Linked DNA regions of Homo sapiens: region 2 is linked to region 1. A link is a loop called in an ENCODE intact Hi-C map of the cell type or tissue named here. Cell type or tissue: PC-3. All regions are shown on one strand. Links, peaks and the distances in the headings refer to the core of each region. The heading gives the core; the rest is flanking DNA. Region 1 overlaps MYO1D (myosin ID). Region 2 overlaps MYO1D (myosin ID).

Region 1 (9,234 bases), core at 224-8,223:
AAAAAAAAGAGGGTGAGGGTTGGGAGATAAATGTGGCTAGAGGGCATACAGTGTCTACTACAAGGTTTGAAATATTTCATGATTAGAAGTAAAAGATATAAAAATGAAGAAGAATTAGTAGTCACATTGAAGTTAGGGAAAACTAGGTAGTAAGTACTGTAGAAAATCAACTCAGACCAAGGATTGGGGCTGGAGTAGCGGGGATGGATTTGGGAGATGCAGCATGCATCCTCATTGACTGGACATAGGGAGGGGAAGAAAGGCCTCACTTGACTTCCAGTTTCTTTTTGGCTAAGTGGATAGCCATTCATGGAGATGAGGAAGACAACAGGATGAGTAGGTTTGACTGGTAGAGGTTTACTTGAGTTATGTTTTAAATGCATTGAGTCTGGGATGCCTAGTGAGACATCCTAGTTGAAATATCCTATAGGCAGTTGGAAGAAATGTCTGAACTGGAAATGTAGATGCCCTTTTGAGAGCAGAAACTGCTCCTTCCTCTTTTCTTCATTATTGATGGTGTCTCCCAGTCTTTTTCAAGTCTTCCTCATCCTTTGGTGCCTCTCAGGCTGATAGCCTTCTCCCTCTCTTCTTAAGGAATACACTCACTTTTGGTGAAGCCGTTGCTACAATTGCTGTCTGTCTGCCAAGGTTTCAGTGTAATGCCATAAGGCAAATAACCTAAACCCATTAAAATTAATTCAGAATTTAAAAGGCCAGATAATTTAATCTACTTTTTAAAAGACTCATAAATATTAAATTACCAAAAAAAAAGACAACTCCTCAAACAGAATAGATTTATCCTAAGCCGAGGAAATTGTGATAAGTGGACAGAGTTATTTAAAGGCATATTAAAAGTTAGATTTCTCACGCCTGTAATCCCAGCACTGTGGGAGGCCGAGGCAGGCAGATCACTTGAGGTCAGGAGTTCGAAACCAGCCTGGCCAACATGGTGAAACCCCGTCTCTACTAAAAATATAAAAATTAGCCGAGCATGGTGGTGGGTGCCTGTAATCCCAGCTACTTGGGAGGCTGAGGCTGGAGAATCCTTGAACCCAGGAGGCAGAGATTGCGGTGAGCCAGGATCACGCCATTGCACTCCAGCCTGGGCAATAGAGCGAGACTCTGTCTCAAAAAAAAAAAAAAAAGTTACGGACTTAACCTTATGGTTCCCCAAAAGTATAAACATGAGAAACAGAGATCAGGAATTTTCAATCATTTGCTATTTAGACCTAAATTACCAGGGGAAATCCTCCAGCACATTCTGACACAGGACACCCAACCATCTGTACCTTTTCTGAGTCTGTGAACTCTGAACTTCAGGGTCACCCTTAGAACTCTTTGTATCTGCGCTTCTGTTTCTCTTGCCACCTACTCTCTCCTCCCTTTCTCAGCCTCCCTGTCTGCTGTCTGGGTGCTCTTCTCTGCAGCTTCCTCACCCTTCATATATAGTCCCTTGTCACATTGGTTCCTGGCTCTGGCTACCCACTACTTCCTCCCCTTTGCCACTTCTCCCCAGTGTTCATGTACACCTTTCAGCCACATCATTCTCCTGGCTGCTTCCTGCTCATGCCTGTCAAGGTCACCTGCATGCCACTGCTTTTGCTTTGTCCTGGCCTTTTCCCTTCACCCTTTACTTAGCCCTTTCCCACTGCCTTTAGGTATAGAGGAAGCATTAATTAGTTTTTGCCTGTCTTTAGAGAAGCAGATCATTGATCATTGTGAATTTGTACTGCAAATACTGTATAGATTATTAGCTCACCTGACAATTATAGTTGGACCCCTTCTAATAAGATGATGCAAAAGGCCTGTCCAAGTATTAGCAGTTGCTATTATTGCTGAGCACAGAAACTCTGCATGAGTGCCCCTTATTTTAAAAACAGCCCAATGGCTGGGCACAGTGGCTTACACCTATAATCCCAGCACTTTGGGAGGCCAAGACAGGCAGATTAATTGAGGCCAGGAGTTTGAGACCAGCTTGGCCAACATGGTAAAACCCTGTCTCTACCAAAAATACAAAAATCAGCCAGGCATAGTGGCACATGCCTGTAATCCCAGCTATATGGGAAGCTGAGGTGTGAGAATCGTGTGAACCCAGCAAGTGGAGGCTGCAGTGAGCCAAGAACACGCCACTGCCCTCCAGCCTGGGCAACAGAGCAAGACTCTGTCTCAGAAAAAGAAAAAAAAAAAAAAAAAGGCCTAGGCCAGATACAGTGGCTCATGCCTGTAATTCCAACACTTTGGAAGGCCAAGTGGGGAAGATTGCTTGAGGCCAGGAGTGCAAGACCAGCCTGGGCAACATAACAAGACCCCCATGTCTATAGAATAAAAAACAAAAAAATTTAGTTGGGTGTGGTGACACATGCCTGTAGTCTTAGCAGCTCAGGAGGCTGAGGTGGGATGATTGCTTGAGCTCAGGAATTTGGGGCTGCAGTGAGCTTATGATTGCACAACTGCACTCCAGGATGGGTGACAGTTTTTTTTTTTTTTTTTATCAAAAACAAAAATGAATAAAAACAGCCCTAGGAGGGGGTGTGGGAGAGCAGGCATTTTCTTTGAGATACAATTTAGAAATATCTCTCAAATCTACCCTAAATATACATATGTGTGTGCATGTGTGTATTTATATGTACGTATACGTACACATGTTTACATATATACGTATGGCTATACCTAAAGGCATAAAATTTGCATACAAAATTTCTCAATGTCTTAGTCTTTCAGGCTGCTCTAACAAAATATCATAAAGTAGGTAGCTTATAAATGGCAGAAATTTATTTCTGACAGTTCTGGAGGCCAGGAAGTCCAATATTAGGGTGCTGACATAGTTGAGTTTTTGTGAGTGACCTCTGCTGGGTTGCAGACTGCCACCCTCTCATTGTATTATTACATGGTGGAAAAAGAGTATGTTAGCTCTGTGGCCTCTTCCTGTAAGGGCACTAGTCTCATTCATGAGGGCTCTACCCTTGATGACCTGGTTAACCCCAAAGGCCCCCTCTCCAAATACCATCACATTAGGAGTTAGATTTCAATGTATGAATTTTGGCGTGGCAGGGGGTGGGACACAAATATTCCATTCATAGTGCTCAGAATACATTAGAAATCGATAGCATTGGTTATAGTCGGATAAAAGCACTGGAAGTTCTGGGATAAGCTGTGAGGGAAAACTTTTACTGCATTCCTTTTATATCTTTTGAATTCTGATTATTGACGTATTACTTAAATATTTCTTTCAAATTTACTTTTTTTTTTTTTTTTAAAGAGACAGGCTCTCATCCAAGCTGGAGTGCAGTGGCATGATCATATCTCACTGCAGCCTCGTACTCCTGGGCTCAAGCAATCCTCCTGCCTCAGCCCCCTGAGTAACTAGGACCACAGGCATGCACCACCATGCCTGGGTAATTTTTAAATTTTTTTGCGGAGACAAGGTTTTACTATGTTGCCCAGGCTGATCTTGAACTCCTGACCTCAAACAGTCCTCCCACCTTGGCCTTCCAAAACATCAAATTTAGTATTCTATGACCCATCAGTTCTCACTTGAAGAAATTTTCCCCCACAGAAATGCTTGTTTGGGTTAGGAAAATTGTGGGTAAGGTGATGTTAATGATAACATTGTTTATAGTAACAATAGCAACCACAAAAGCAGGAGCAACCTAAAAGTACATCAGTAGGGGCTGACATCTCAATTATAACATATCTATGCTGTTATTTAGGAAAATGAGGTATGCAAATATGGTAATGTGAAAGGGTTGCTGATTAAGATAGGGTAGGTTATGCTAGAGTTACAAACAACCCCAAAGTCTCAGTGGCTTTAATGTAAGAAGGCTTATTTCTCAGTCACATAAACTTTTCTGTCAATCCAGGGGACTCTCCAGGCAATCCCTGAGCACGCAAGCTGCTTTGATCTTGTGGCTCTGCCATCTCAAACACAGAGGTTCCTCAGTCACCAAAGCATGTGCACACCAGCTTTTCTGTGCTTTGGCCCAGAAGTGTGTGTGTATCCCACAGCCTGCCGGGCAGAGCTAATAGCATGGCCTTGCCTAACTCCCGCAGAAGTGTGGGAGAACAGATGAAATGTTTGGGATATAAGCCTGCTTTACTATTTACTGCTAATGTTACCTTTAGTATTTAAGACATCCTAATTGAGAAAAACATGTAGATCAGATTATATGATATATATCACATACAGACAAGATATATTAATATGACACGTAAGATACAGTGTATATTTTACATATTATATATAATTTTGTTTTAAATATGTATATACATAGGGTATAGGAACATAAAGTTTTATGGAAGAATATATAAGTTAACAATAGGAACCTCTAGAGAGTGGAACTAAGGTTACCCTGTTTAAATATTTTTACTGTAATTTTTACTGTAATAAAGTGTTTAAACTGCTTTAAACACTATAGTATAGTCTTTACCTTTTATTCATACATATTAAAATAGTAGGATTATTGTGTATTAATTTTTGTGATTTTTTTCCAATCTGGTTTAAATTGACTTTGTGAAATCCTCCATGAAAATAAATTCAAGTTTGAGAAATCTGAGTTGTGCAACTGTTATTTCACCTTAAGTGAAATTAACTTATAGCCTATTTATGTGTGTATATAATATGTATAGACCAAAGAGAATTGCCAAATTCACCTACATTTTTATTTATACATCCTATGTTATTTAGTTAAGGCTTACGTGTTGCCAGTTTTGTAAAATAGGAAATGCCATTCACTGTTGACTCTGCACCACTCCTTTCCTGAATATGCTGGAACTAAAGGGCAGGCAAAGAAATAAGTAATTCATTCATGGTGAACAAGCAAGGAACAGACTAGCAACACCTTGGAAAGCCAAACACCCTTGGAGCTATAAAAACATAGTAACAGATGACATAATCCTTACTCGGAAGATTTATTATTAATCTCTTTAGATATTCAAAATGTGGAGGTTTGGCCATTCATGGTGGCTTATACCTGTAATACCTGCACTTCGGGAGGCTGAGGCAGGAGGATTGTTTCAGCTCAGGAGTTCAAGGCCAGTCTGGGTAACATAGTGAGACCTTGTCTCTAGTGAAAATTTTTTAAAAATTTAAAAGATCAGCTGGGCGTGCTGGCATGCACCTGTAGTCCCCAGCTACTTAGGAGGCTGAGGTGAGAGAATCACTTGAGCCCGGGAAGTTAAGGCTGAAGATTCACTTTTCACAGATTAATGACTATTTCTACAAAGCTAAACATTCTAATTTACAAATGGGATACATATTAAATATACATTTAAAAAATAAATTTAAACTCTAATTGAAAAACAAACAACATAACACCTTAGGTATGGTGTGATAAGGTTACTTTTTTTTGTTTTTGTTTGTTTGTTTTTGAGACAGAGTCTCGCTCTGTCACCCAGACTGGAGTGCAGTGGCGTGATCTTGGCTCACTGCAACCTCCGCCTCCTGAGTTCAAGTGATTCTTCTGCTCAACCTCCCGAGTAGCTGGAACCACAGGCGTGTGCCACCACTTCTGGCTAATTTTTTTGTATTTTTGGTAGAGACAGGGTTTCACCGTGCTAGCCAGGATGGTCTCAATCTCCTGACCTTGTGATCCGCCCACCTTGGCCTCCCAAAGTGCTGGGATTACAGGCGTGAGCCACTGCACCCGGCCATAAGGTTACTTTATAATAATCATGAACTTTTACCTCTCATCAAACCCCAGAAGGCAGTTTATTCGTTGAAGTTGCAGATAACCTGAGAATAAAGATGGTGAAAAGCCCTAAAGATGTGGCTTGAGGTCCTATGTCTATCAGGGAGTAACTCTAGGAAGGAACACGTAATCTTTGAAAAAGCTCTTCCAGAATTCAGATCCAAGAGCAGTGCTTCTTTGAACCAGCCCAACCTGAATGAGCTGCCTTGATCAGGGTTAGACTATCCTGTAAACATCAGCTTTTAAAGCTATCATTTTTTTTTTTCAGAGAATTATTTTGGCCTTGAAGTAATGTTTGTTTTATATATAAATGCTGTCTAATTTTGATGGTTTGATTGCTTCATTAGTCATCTCTGCAAATAACACACTTCTCCATCGGTTTTGGCTTCAAAACCAAACTCAATATGTGAGGAAATCACACCTCCAAGTAACAGCTAGTACAATCTCTTTTGGTCTTCATTTCTCTGAACCTGCTTCCTTCACCATAATTTGGTTTGCAATGACTGTACACTCAGAAAATACATGTATTTTGGAGACAAAGGAGTCCATAAAGCTTATTTTGCAAAGGATTAGGCGTGAAACCAAATTAGGATTAAAAATAAATAATGTACTTTTTATTTCCCTAATGTCTTAGTTTGTTTGGGCTGCTATACCAAAATACCTTAAACTCAGCAACTTATAAGCAACAGAAATGTATTGCTCACAGTTCTGGAATTTGGAAAGTCCAAGATCAAGATATTGATAGCAGATTTGGTGTCTGTTGGGATCCATTCGTCATAGCTGGTGCCTTTTTGCTGTGTCCTTACATGACAGAAGGGGCAAGCAAGCTCCCTCAAGCCATTTTTATAAGAGCACTAATTCTATTCATGGGGGTAGAACCCTTATAATCTAATCACCTCCCAAAGGCCCTACCTCTTAATACAGTGCAAATAATATTTTGAGTTAAGAGTTTGTATAATACCCTTAAATATGACACTTTGTAACATGGTCAGACTGTGTGTGACCAATCCAGCTTGTATCATACAGGACCTCATCATGCAACCTCACCATGTGAGTTTGATAGCATCCAGACTGCTCTATACTTTATTGAATAAAATGAGTCCACTAATCTTGCTCTTGGCTGCCACTGTAATGTCAAATTGTCGTAAAAGTTACTAAACTCTTTATTTCCTTACTTATCACAGACCAAGCAACAGACAGTTTGCAGACTGGAACCCTTGAAATAACACTGTTCTAGGAACTATTAGAGAATATAAACAAATGTAGAAGCATTTAAAATACTAGATAGCAGTGAAACATTTAATTGCTTAAAAGGGTAATAGATGAGATGCCCCAGTGCAACATCCAATTAATTGGCAAATAAATTGTAGAGACAGTAATTGTCCTGAAAGTCCAGTGGAGGGAGAAAGATCACTCCAGGCTAGAGGTGTCAAGAAAAGCCTTATGGAGATGGTGGGTCTTCAAATAGTTCTTAAAGGACAATATTTAAAAATAAAAATTGCATAAGTTTTATTAATAATTTTAGTATATTCCTGTAAACTCCAAAGTAAACCCTAGTCATACTAGTTAGTGTTAGTCATACTATTAGAGCCCTCTATATCTATGTGTCCTGCATCTGTGGATTCAATCAACTGCTAATAGAAAGTATTTGGAAATCTACATCTGTACTGAACATGTACAGACTTTTTTGGGTCATCATTCCCCCAAAATATAGTATAACAACTGTTTACATCGTGTTTGCATAGTATTGGGCATTATAAGTATCTGGAGATGATTTAAAGTATACAGGAGGATGTGCATAGGTTATATGCGAATACTATGCCATTTTATGTCAGGAACTTGAGCATCCAAGAATTCTGCTATCCACAAGAGGTCCTGGAACCAACCCTCTGCTGGTATCAAGGGATGACTGCATATAAATACTAGTATTACTAGATAAATCTTCCATTCAGCCTTTGAATGCAAAGGGAACTTCCTTGCTTGTCTTCTTTTTTAAAACAATTTACAAAATTTAAAAACAAAAGTCTTTGTTCTCTTGAATCATTACAAATTTCCTGGTAATTACTGTGTTTGGATTAGATTCTTTATAAGTGGGACTACTCTGTAAGATTCCTTTAAAAGCTCTGCTTTGCAGATGTTGTTTTGTAATATGGAATCAATCCTTGCCAGCAAGAGTGTAGTTTATATTGCATCACTTCCTTCGCAAGAGAATTGACTGCAGGATCCTTGGGGTTAGGGTCATTATTTTTTCATTGTTTTGCAAAGTGTGTATTGCCTATTTATGTTGTTAGAACTTTCAGATTAGTCATGACCAGAAATTAACTGGGAATGATTATTACACCTGTCAGCTGATAGTGCGATGTATATAAGCTATAGATGATTTTTTTCCCAAACCAATTTCATGATTTGTAAACATTAGTTTGGTTTTAAAATAGGATAACATCCTTTTAAAATACATATTTCCAGCTTTTCTTGAAAAATTGGAAGTTCTGGGCCCGGCGTGGTGGCTTACACCTGTAATCCCAGCACTTTGGGAGGACGAGGCGGGCAGATCAGGAGGTCAGGAGATCGAGACCATCCTGGCTAACACGGTGAAACCCTGTCTCTACTAAAAATACAAAAAATTAGCTGGGTGTGGTGGCGGGCACCTGTAGTCCCAGCTACTCGGGAGGCTGAGGCAGGAGAATGGCGTGAACCTGGGAGGCGGAGCCTGCAGTGAGCCGAGATCACGCCACTGCACTCAAGCCTGGGCGACAGAGTAAGATTCTGTCTCAAAAAAAAAGAAAGAAAAATTGGAAGTTCTGGCACAACTTGGTTCACATTTCAGAATGGGAACTGTCTGCTAGAGTTAACAGCTGCTTACTTTATACAGGGCTCATGCTTCTCACAGCCCTCACCATGCCCTGTTTGACTGACTTCTTTCCTTTTCCACTTATCTTTGCCTGCCTAACTTCCATAGACAGTTTGGCTACTGGACTAGTGTGTAATAGTGCGATTTGGCCACCAAATCTAAAACCAAGACAAAATGAAACCTCCAGCTTTTTTAGACCAGCAGGTACCTTTCCTAACTTGATGAAGCATCATTTGAAGAACAAAATCATGTATCATTCTGTGTTTAAAATTAGTTGGTTGATCACAGAAATAGATTATTATAATCTGTATAAACAAGTGAAATTTATCTGTATGTATATATATGTTATAGGTCTACATACACACATACATGTATATGAGAATAAGACAAATTTGAAAACATTAACAATTGGGCATTCATCTGAATGAAATTTAGGAGTTTTTAATGGTCTTCTTACAACTTTTAAGTTTGAAATTGTTTCAATGTGAAAATTATTTTTAAAAGTCAAACTAACTCTTAACCACAGATTTTTAACAGTGAAAAATATTTTTCTTCCCTAAGTGATTAATCTTTGTCAGATTAGTCAGATTAGTCAGAATTTGAGAAAGGGAAAATTTAAGACCAACTTAATTGATACCATGTTTTACAAGTTATTTCCCAGAAAAAAATTTTTTTCTTTAGCTGATATTAAAAATA
Region 2 (9,234 bases), core at 460-8,459, 48 kb before region 1:
AGGTTCTGGCCAGTCCCTAAGGACTCTGCCTCCACTTGTCTGTGATTCCCTTGGTTTTGCCCTTCTTGTGCTGGTTTCATCCTCAGCTGGTGGAAGGTCGTTGCAACAGTTCTGTGCATCTCACCCAGGCACAGTAATGTCCTGAGGAAGGAGAGTGAGCTCTCTGCTTGTGTTGTGCTCCTTGCTTAGGAAGCCCCCCAGAAGACTTCCTTACATGTCACATTAGTTAGCATTTGGTCACATGCCCATTATTAAACCTGCCACTGGTAAGAGGAATGTGGTTATCATGATGGAATAGTCAGGCGCTGATGATAGATTTCTCATTTCCTGCAGCATGTGGCTGTATGGAAGGGAGTGGATACCTGAACAAAGTCAGGCTTTTTTAGGAAAGAAGGAATTTTAGGGGCAGAATAGGATATTGGATAGGCAACCAAAAGTGCCTCCTCTACACAGTTTTACAAGCTATGTAGACAGAATAGGATTTATTCAGAAAAGAATGCTCAATATGTTGAGGGTACTTGAAACCATGTCATTTAAGGAATGACTGAAGGAACAAGACAGGACATGAACACCAACCTCAAATACTTGCGTATGAATTGATTATGTTTATTCTGGGAGACCCCAAAAGACAGAATTCATGCCAGTGGGTAAAAGTGAAGAGATGTAGATTTATCTTTCTGCTCCTTTTCTTCCTCTTCTTCTCTTCCTCCTGAAGAATTTGGTCCTAAAGCCATTGGGTTGGGGCACAGCAAGGTAGGCATCCATCCCAGGGGAAGGGGAGCCACAGGGGCCCAGATTAGAGTTTGGAGCCAAGTTGAGTAAAGAGGGGGCCAATGCATGAGGACCTGAGTATGGAAAAAGAGCATCCGTGCTGGCATGGTCTTGGTGACAGCAGTGGGAGATAAGTGATAAACAGGGAGATTGACAAACAAGTAAATATGTTGAGGATAATGGAGTCAGGTTTCTCATGGTCATAAAAGAGAGCTCCAAATATGGAAAGGGGAAAAGTACAGTCAACCCTTTGTAGTTAGATTGGAATCAGAAGTTTTCAATATACAGCTAGACAGAGGAGTAAATATAGATGTGAATGCGTATGCACCTATATCCATACATTATGTATTCCCCATCTCTGTCCATTGTGAGGACCTGGGAGCAGTGATACCTTAATATAATAGCAATGGTCACACCTAGTACCATCCTCCACTGAAAGAAATCAGGGCTTTGTGGAGAAATGGGTAATTCCAGGGTTGTCACAAAGTAAATATTAATACAAGGTGAGCCGGGGGCATCTTGTATTTTCAGAAAGCAAGGAAATCCTCAAAGAATGATGAAAAATGTAAAACAGATTCAGAAAGCAGCTTAAGTGAGTACCCACTAGCTAAATCTGGGTCAGTTTAATCATCAAAATGAAATCGGAAACCATGAGTCCATACTTACATAAACTAATAAATAACTTTTGAAGTTTGATGAGGAATGGGATATTTACTTAGTATCTCCCTACAAAATGTTCAATTAATTAATACCAAAGAAAAAAAGATTATTGTTACAGTGGAGAAGCCTGACAGATGCTACCTTAATGAAGTGATCAAAATGAACAATGTCAGAAATGGGACAAATCAGAATCATGTACCATGTGATCAGGTGCAATGAGAAAAACACAGCATTACTTCCTCTGTGACATTCCTGCTAAAGATGCATAACCTGAATCTAATCAGAGGAAACACCTAGCAAGCTCAGATTGAAGGCCAGTCTTTAAAATAACTAGCCTGTAACCTTCAAAAATGTTAAATTCCAAGAAAGACTGAGGAAGTATTCTAGAAGCAACGAGAATAACAAGACATAACAACTAAAGGTGAAGCATGATGCTGAACTGTATACTTTTGCTATAAGGGACATTTATTGGGGCATTTGGTAGAATTTGAATAGGGTTCAAGAATTAAATCTTAGCAATATATCATATGTTAATCTCCTGATATTGATAGTTGTATTTTGGAACTGCTACTTAGACATCAAATGGTTCCCAAAGAAGGTAATGAGTTTCTGGTCATGTGAACTTATTGAAACTGGAGTTAAAGGTTCACTCATTAGGTTCTTGTAAAGAGATGTTGTGCATCTGGAATATTGGTCTATGTGGCCTCTAAAGTCATACATTCTAGGATTCCAGTTGTCTAAATGCATATTTTAAAGGAACAGTTGAAAATATTAAATGATGTTATGCTCTCAGTTATTACAAATTAACAATTAACATTACCAATCAACAGGTATTACTTAAAGCTTTTTGCTAGAAACTGTGTATACTGAGGACTACATATAATTCGTTCCAAGAATAATGATATAATTGGAGATAAATGGAATGAAAAGATATGTAACCCCCGAAAGTAGCATATAATAAATGCCTGATGATTAGTAGCAATATTCTACAGTTCACATGTGGAGAAAATTTCTGAGGAGTCTGAGCTTTGGTGGTTAAGGAAGGCCTTTATTGATTAAGGGATTGGGCTGAATGCTGGAATGTGAATAAGACTTAGGTATGCATGAAGTAAGAATGGCAAGGGAGAGCATTCCATGCAGGGGTGCCTCTGTGAATGGTTGTGACATGTTCAGGGACGGTGAGAAGACCAGTCTGATAGGGTTAAAGGAGTCTATTTTTTTTTTTTTTTTTTGAGGTGGAGTCTTGCTCTGTCGTCCAGGCTGGAGTGCAGTGGTGCGATCTCGGCTCACTGCAAGCTCCACCTCCTGGGTTCACGCCATTCCCCTGCCTCAGCCTCCTGAGTAGCTGGGACTACAGGTGCCCGCCACCACGCCCAGCTAATTTTTTGTATTTTTAGTAGAGATGGGGTTTCACCGTGTTAGCCAGGATGGTCTCTATCTCTTGACCTGGTGATTTGCCCACCTCGTCCTCCCAAAGTGCTGGGATTACAGGCATGAGCCACCGTGCCCGGCCAAAGGATTCTTAAAGGATTAGCTCTGCCTTAAATTCATTACAGTTGGGAAGACAGGATTAGATTCCATAAAATGGAAAATGGGAAGGAAACTAATTATTGGGGCAGCTACTAGGCATCATCAGGTGCAGTGTTAGGTGGTTTTCATTCATTAATCTCTTATAATCTATTCAACCCTACAAGATAGGTGTTATACAGGTATGAAACACGTGTTTACAGAGAAAGAAGATGGCTTTGCCAAAGTCACATAACTGATTAAGAAGCAGTTTGAATTTGAAGCCAGACTGACAGGACTTCAAAGTGCTTGACATTTCTGCTACCCCTGCTTCATACATATGGAAAGGAATAGAGAGCAATGATACAGACTTGGGGGGAGGGGATGACTGTATGTGTAGAATATCGAGAAGAATATTGGAAAAAGGAGGATATTTCCCAGTACCTCTTCTCATGTTGAGATCAAAGTGCTCATAGAACATGCCTCTGAGATTTAGATGATCAGAAATGAGCATAAAATGTGAGAAAAGGGCCAAGGATTGAACCTTCAAAGAGATCTGTATTTAAGGGACAGTCAGAATAATAAGGACCCTGAGAGGAGTCTGAAGAGGAGTGTCCATGGAGGTTGGAAGAAAACAGGAAAGTCTGATATCACAGAAGTTGAGAAGAGAGGGGTCAGCAAAGTTGCACACTTGAGAAAGGCCAAGGAAGAGAAGGATGAAGAGGTGTCCATTAAATACAGCATCCAAGAGGGCATTGATGACTTTCATTAGGGTGATCTCAGTGGAGAGGTAGAGGTGGAAAACAGTTTGTAGTGGGTTAGTCAGTAGGGGTGAACAACTAGAGACTGAGTGATATTGCTTTCAAGAAGTGTGTTGGAAAGGAGAGAAGACCATAGCTACAGGTTTTTGTTTTTCTGCTACTTTTTAAGCCAAGAGAGTTGAGTGTGAATAGGTAATGATGGGAAGGAGGCCGTAGAGAGAGAAAGACATTTGAGAGGACAGAGAGTCTTCTGCAAAGGATGAGATGTCTGAGGAGATGTGAAGCGCTGGAATCTGGAGCAGCAGACATGAAGAGGATGAAGGCTCCTATGCTTTTTGTGGAAATTGTCCATATCTCTCCCTCATACAACAGAAGTCTTTGTGTTCCCAGGCAGGGTGGTCTCACTGACCATAGTATAGCTGCTGTGTGGTCTATACTATTTCAAAAAGAAAAAAAAAATCATCCAAGAATAGCATCTGCATGCACATTCTGATTGATGGCAACTAAGATACATTTTGTTTAAAGCTGCAAAATTCGGTACCGTCATTATAATGCTGTCATTCTGAAATGCCTGCCTTAAAAATGAGAGTAAAAGAAGAACAAGGGAATAAGAATGACTATATACTCTCAGCCAATGAAAGCTAGTCCTACAGACTATCATAGCATGGATCCATGAGTTAGTGCTTCAGACAACCTCATCCAAAGAGCCCTGTGCTGTGCGTTCCAGAGATGAGTATGTTTCACAACATGTATTGTTTACTCTGTTGTGACCTCCTCTCCATTTATTTTGGCTTCTACAGACCTATTTTGATTTGTAATAGTTGCCAAAGATTTTTTTAAGTGAATGAATGATATTAGGCATGCAAGAAATAATACTAGACCTGCAGCTTCTGCAGTGTAGAAATAAAGGGGGAAAGTACTATGTTAGATGTAGGAGTAGGAGTCGAAACCTAAGAAAAAACACAAATGTCCATCAACAGTGGGATGGAAAAATAAATTGTATTCATACAATAGAATGCTAGATGACAACAAAGGTGAATGAATTACAGCTACATACATCAGCATGAATTAATCTCACAATCATAACATTGAGCAAAAGAAGCCAGACAGAAAACAATACGTACTCTATGCTTTCATTTATATAGAATTCAAAAACAAGCAACACTAATCTATGGTGTAAGAAGTCAGGATAATAGTTATTTTTGGAGAAGAGAGAGGGGACAGTAATTAGGAGGAGACTAAAGGAGGGTATCTGGGGGTGCCGGGAACAGTCTTGGCACAGGCAGTGGTTACGTGTACTAAAGATGTGTACATTCTTATGTATGAATGTTATACTTCAATAAAAGTGTGTTTTTAAAAAAGGCCACAAGGAGTCCTCAAGGAAATCATGGAGGAAACAGTACAAAAATCAGCAAGCAATTAAAGGTTTGTAGCAATCCTTTGACCTTACATATGGCATCATAAACCTCATTGCAGCCAATGGGGATGGAACCAACAATTTTATTGTTAGTTGAAGGTGTGTCATGACTTCGTGGATTTGCAGAGACTGCAAGAGTAACTGCCAAATATGGGATGTGTGCGTGTGTGAGTGAAGCTACACTCACACATGTACACATACACATTTGTATATCATATGTTGGCATCTTCATAGGGACCACAGTTAAAGCGTGCAGATTCATCCAGTTCCCTCATTCCAGGAAACTCTACTTCCAGCTCTCTACTTTCAATTCATGTATTCTGTAGCTATAGTTACGGACTTTATTGTGCCTATTCAACCTTTACCCTGTGTTTATTACTTCTCAAATCACTTTCTAATTTTATTTTGAGTCTCAGATGCCTTTCAAGAATTTCACATTTATGGGATGTTTTTACTTCCATAAATGTTTTTACTGTGTTAACCTGGCCCAGTTGGTCTGTGTACAGGGAGTACAAACTAATTCTGATGTTAGCTTGTTAAATAAAATTAAATCTGTCACCACTGCATAAAGTGTATAATGTATCCCAAAGTGAAGCAAGAATTATTTCTTATTTGTTGTTTGCCATTGGCTTCGCCAATGATTTCTCCCTTTAGCCCAGAGAAGAACTGAAGTTGATTCCTTTAGATGTGCAAGCTTTTCACATTCAGGTTTATTTCAGGTGGAACTTTGCTTTTCTTGGAGGAAGGTGACTCATTTGTGAGGAATTCTGAATGGCTAAGTAAGGAAGAGATCTGTTTTTCAGAGTTTCATAAATTTTTACTAGTCTACTCTGCCAGGATCCATTTTTATTCCTTCATGTAAGCTCTTATGAGTTAGATCTTAATGATGATTCTGATTAATAAGCTAAAATTCCCAAGGGTTACCTATTGCCTATGCTTGCAATTAATGTAAAAGAAACTTTCCGTGGAGTGAAAAGGAGATTTTATTTTTCTTTAGTTTGGACTGATTCCAGTATGCTGAAGTTGTTGATATTGCTAGTAAAAAAAGTATTTGAATTTTCATTCTGTTTTTAGGAAACTAAGATAATTTTTGCCTATATTTGAAATCAGTAGCTATGAAAGGTGACTTTCAAGTGTATTCCTGAGAAAGAGGAAATAAGAGGTTGGGGGAAGATTCTAATAATTAAGTTTAAAATGTGCGTACTTTAAATATCACTGCGAGACAGTTGTTTGAACTTGAAGCAGATACCATGCTTCCTAATGTTGAATTTACTGTTTGTTTCAATAATTTATTGACAAATTTATTGGGTAAATTTGCCATCTTGCATATATTGATTCTAGAGCATTGGTTCAGAAGTGTGGAAAAAAAGATCCATAATTTGTTAATCCATCATGTACTTTTTGTTCGTTTGTGAGCCAAATCATTCATTTAAGCAATTAGCAGTTAATTATCCATCAACTATATGCTAGGTTTTAGAGATACAAAAATGAATAGAATCCTTCCCTTGCCCCTGTGTAATCCAGGTCTATAGGGAAAGACAGACATGGAAATAATTACAGCAGTGTAATCCATGCTGTGATGGAGATATGGATGGCATGCCCCAGGAACTCAGAGGAGGATGCATCCAACTATTTCTGGGAGGTAAACGGAAGCTTCAAAGGAGATGTTTGAACTAAAGTGTGAGCAGGAAGTTGGCAAGTTGGCCATAGAATAAGAATAAATTCATCAAATCCTATGCTAAAGATTTTTTATTATGTGGTGATGGGGAGCCATTGAAGGATTTTAATTAGGGAAATGACTTGATCAGATTTACATTTTAGAAGACTGTGGTGTTAATGAAGGAGATATATAATCACATGACTGAAGCTGGAAGTAGAGAGAACATTTAGGAAATTGTTGAAAGAGTCCAAGTGAGACTAGTGAGAAAGTGGGAAGAGAGACACAGAGGCGTGGTTTTCATATCTGTTGAGAAGGTAGAATTGATTGGCTTTGGTATTTGATTTCGATGGTGCTGTTTACAAAGAGTAGAGATGCAAGAGGAAAGAAAATTTGGAGTGTGGGTTAGAAGGTAAGATAACAGGCTGAGGCTATTGTTCTTGCGAGTCATCACATGGAATTGTCTAGTAGCCAGATGGAAGTACTGGACTGTACAGTTTTGAAGCAGATTAGAGTGGTGTGTAGTCAGGACATAGGTGTTACAGTCATCTGTATATGATGACATTTGATGCTTTTGAAGTATATGAGATTACCTTATTAGAGAATGTATACAGTGAGAAGTGAAGGTAAATACCATCTTTCACAAAAAGGTCTTTTGGACCTCTGGTTTGTTTCTCAAAATTGTTTCTTTTTTTATCTAAATTTATAAATACATGATTCTTGTAGAAAAATTGAAAAATATAGAAATATATAAAGACAATAAGATAATAATATTCACCCATAATTCAATTCTCATTCCCCAAGAAAGTCACTGTTAGGAAAAAACTATGCATGTATTTGCCACATAGTTGAGACGACATTCTACAGACAATTTTGCACCCTATTTACCATTAATTCAAGCATAGTAGCATATTAGTATTATAAGTAACATTGCATTTAATATGTCTGTATGAGAATTATTTTCTAAGATCACAATTCTTCTTGGTATGGATTCCTAGAAGTAGAATAACTTGGCTACAAGACATAAACAAATGTAAAACTTTACATTTTGGCCAGGCACAGTGGTCATGCCTGTAATCCCAGCACTTTGGGAGGCCGAGGTGGGTGGATCACCTGAGGTCAGGAGTTCGAGACCAGCCTGGTCAACATGGTGAAACCCCGTCTCTACCAAAATATACAAAAACTAGCCAGGTGTGGTAGCATGTGCCCGTAGTCCCAGCTACTGGGGAGACTGAGGTGAGAGAATCTCTGGAACCTGGGAGGCAGAGGTTGCAGTGAGCTGAGATCATACCAGCCTGGGTGACAGAGTGAGACCCTGTCTCAAAAAACAACAAAAAAAACTTTACATTTCATCAAGTGTTTTTCAAAATGGTCATATCAATTTCTACTTCCACTGGCAGACAGTTCTAACATTTGAAGGTTTTAGGGGAAGAAGAGTCAATAAAAGAAATAAACTAGAAAGTAATGGTACGAGAGAAACTAACAGAGGAGAGAATTTCTAGAAGGAAACAACAGCAGTAGTAAATGCTGTAGATCAGGGGTCCCAACCCCCAGGCCCCTGACCGGTACGGTGGTCTGTTAGGAACCGGGCTGGGCTGCACATCAGGAGGTGAGCAGCGGGCCAGCAAGCATTACAGCCTGAGCTCCACCTCCTGACAGATGAGCAGCATTAGATTTTCAGAGGAGTGCAAACCCTATTGCGAACTGTGCGTGTGCACACTCCTTATGAGTGCACACTCCTTATGAGACTCTAATGCCTGATGATCTGAGGTGGAACAGTTTCACCCTGAAACCACCCCCCTGGGTCCATGGAAAAATGGTCTTCCACAGAACCTGTTCCTGGTGCACAAAAGGTTGGGGACCACTGCTGTAGAGAGATCACAGAAGCAAAGAATGGAGGAGACCATTGAGTTTGGTGATGGGAAGCCTTGGTAGAATGGTAGGGAGTTAGCCAGGTTGCATTGAGCTGAGGAGTAGATGAGGTGGATATGGACTATTTGATAGAAGGGCTGCAGAACTGGTGGAAAATATTGTGTTGTTTGTTTTTAAAGGTGAAGAGTCTTAGGCATGTCTGTGGGAATTGGAGTTGATCATTGATGGAACAAGATGCTTGAGGAAGTGAGAGAGGATGGGTTCCAGAGCTCTGGGGCTCCCTCTTTTTCAGGCTCAGGAAAAAAGGTGGTCAGGATTAGGGTGGATGTAGGTAAAGTGGCAGGAAGTCAGAGTTGTTTCTGTCTATTGGATTTTATTTTGCTTTGTGAAATAGAAGGCAAGATGTTGGCTGAGAGTGGGGGGAATGGTAGAAACATCGACTTGAGGTGAGAGTGAATAGGTTTACCTTCTGATTTGGGAGCTGTTGAAGGACAAGTACAAGGATCACCAGACAATGCCAAAGGTCCTCCTGATGTTGAACTCCATGGATTTATAGAGTTTCCAATTGGTCAACCTGAGTTTTTGTTGTT

The links. Peaks named below come from ENCODE experiments on the same cell type or tissue, not always from the same donor. Only the 100,000 strongest peaks of a DNase experiment are listed, where the experiment ranks them.
Region 2: a loop joins it to region 1, with 4 times the contacts of the local background. A loop is called at or near these places in 9 of 110 quality-filtered maps.

Annotation. Positions count from the first base shown.
Region 1 is chr17:32,802,391-32,811,624 of GRCh38, reverse strand. All of the region lies in intron 1 of MYO1D (myosin ID), which reads left to right. Among named protein-coding and RNA genes, the nearest start is that of MYO1D-DT, 70 kb to the left of the region's middle. In PC-3, for the core only: no CTCF peak of the experiment used is centred there; DNase peaks (open chromatin) are centred at 4,764 and 6,434; H3K27ac peaks cover 3,491 bases.
Region 2 is chr17:32,851,014-32,860,247 of GRCh38, reverse strand. All of the region lies in intron 1 of MYO1D (myosin ID), which reads left to right. It overlaps LOC124903981 (a long non-coding RNA gene), which reads right to left. Exons shown (of 4, transcript XR_007065713.1): 4 at 8,852-9,234. Among named protein-coding and RNA genes, the nearest start is that of MYO1D-DT, 21 kb to the left of the region's middle. In PC-3, for the core only: no CTCF peak of the experiment used is centred there; no DNase peak of the experiment used is centred there; H3K4me3 peaks cover 1,200 bases; H3K27ac peaks cover 1,443 bases.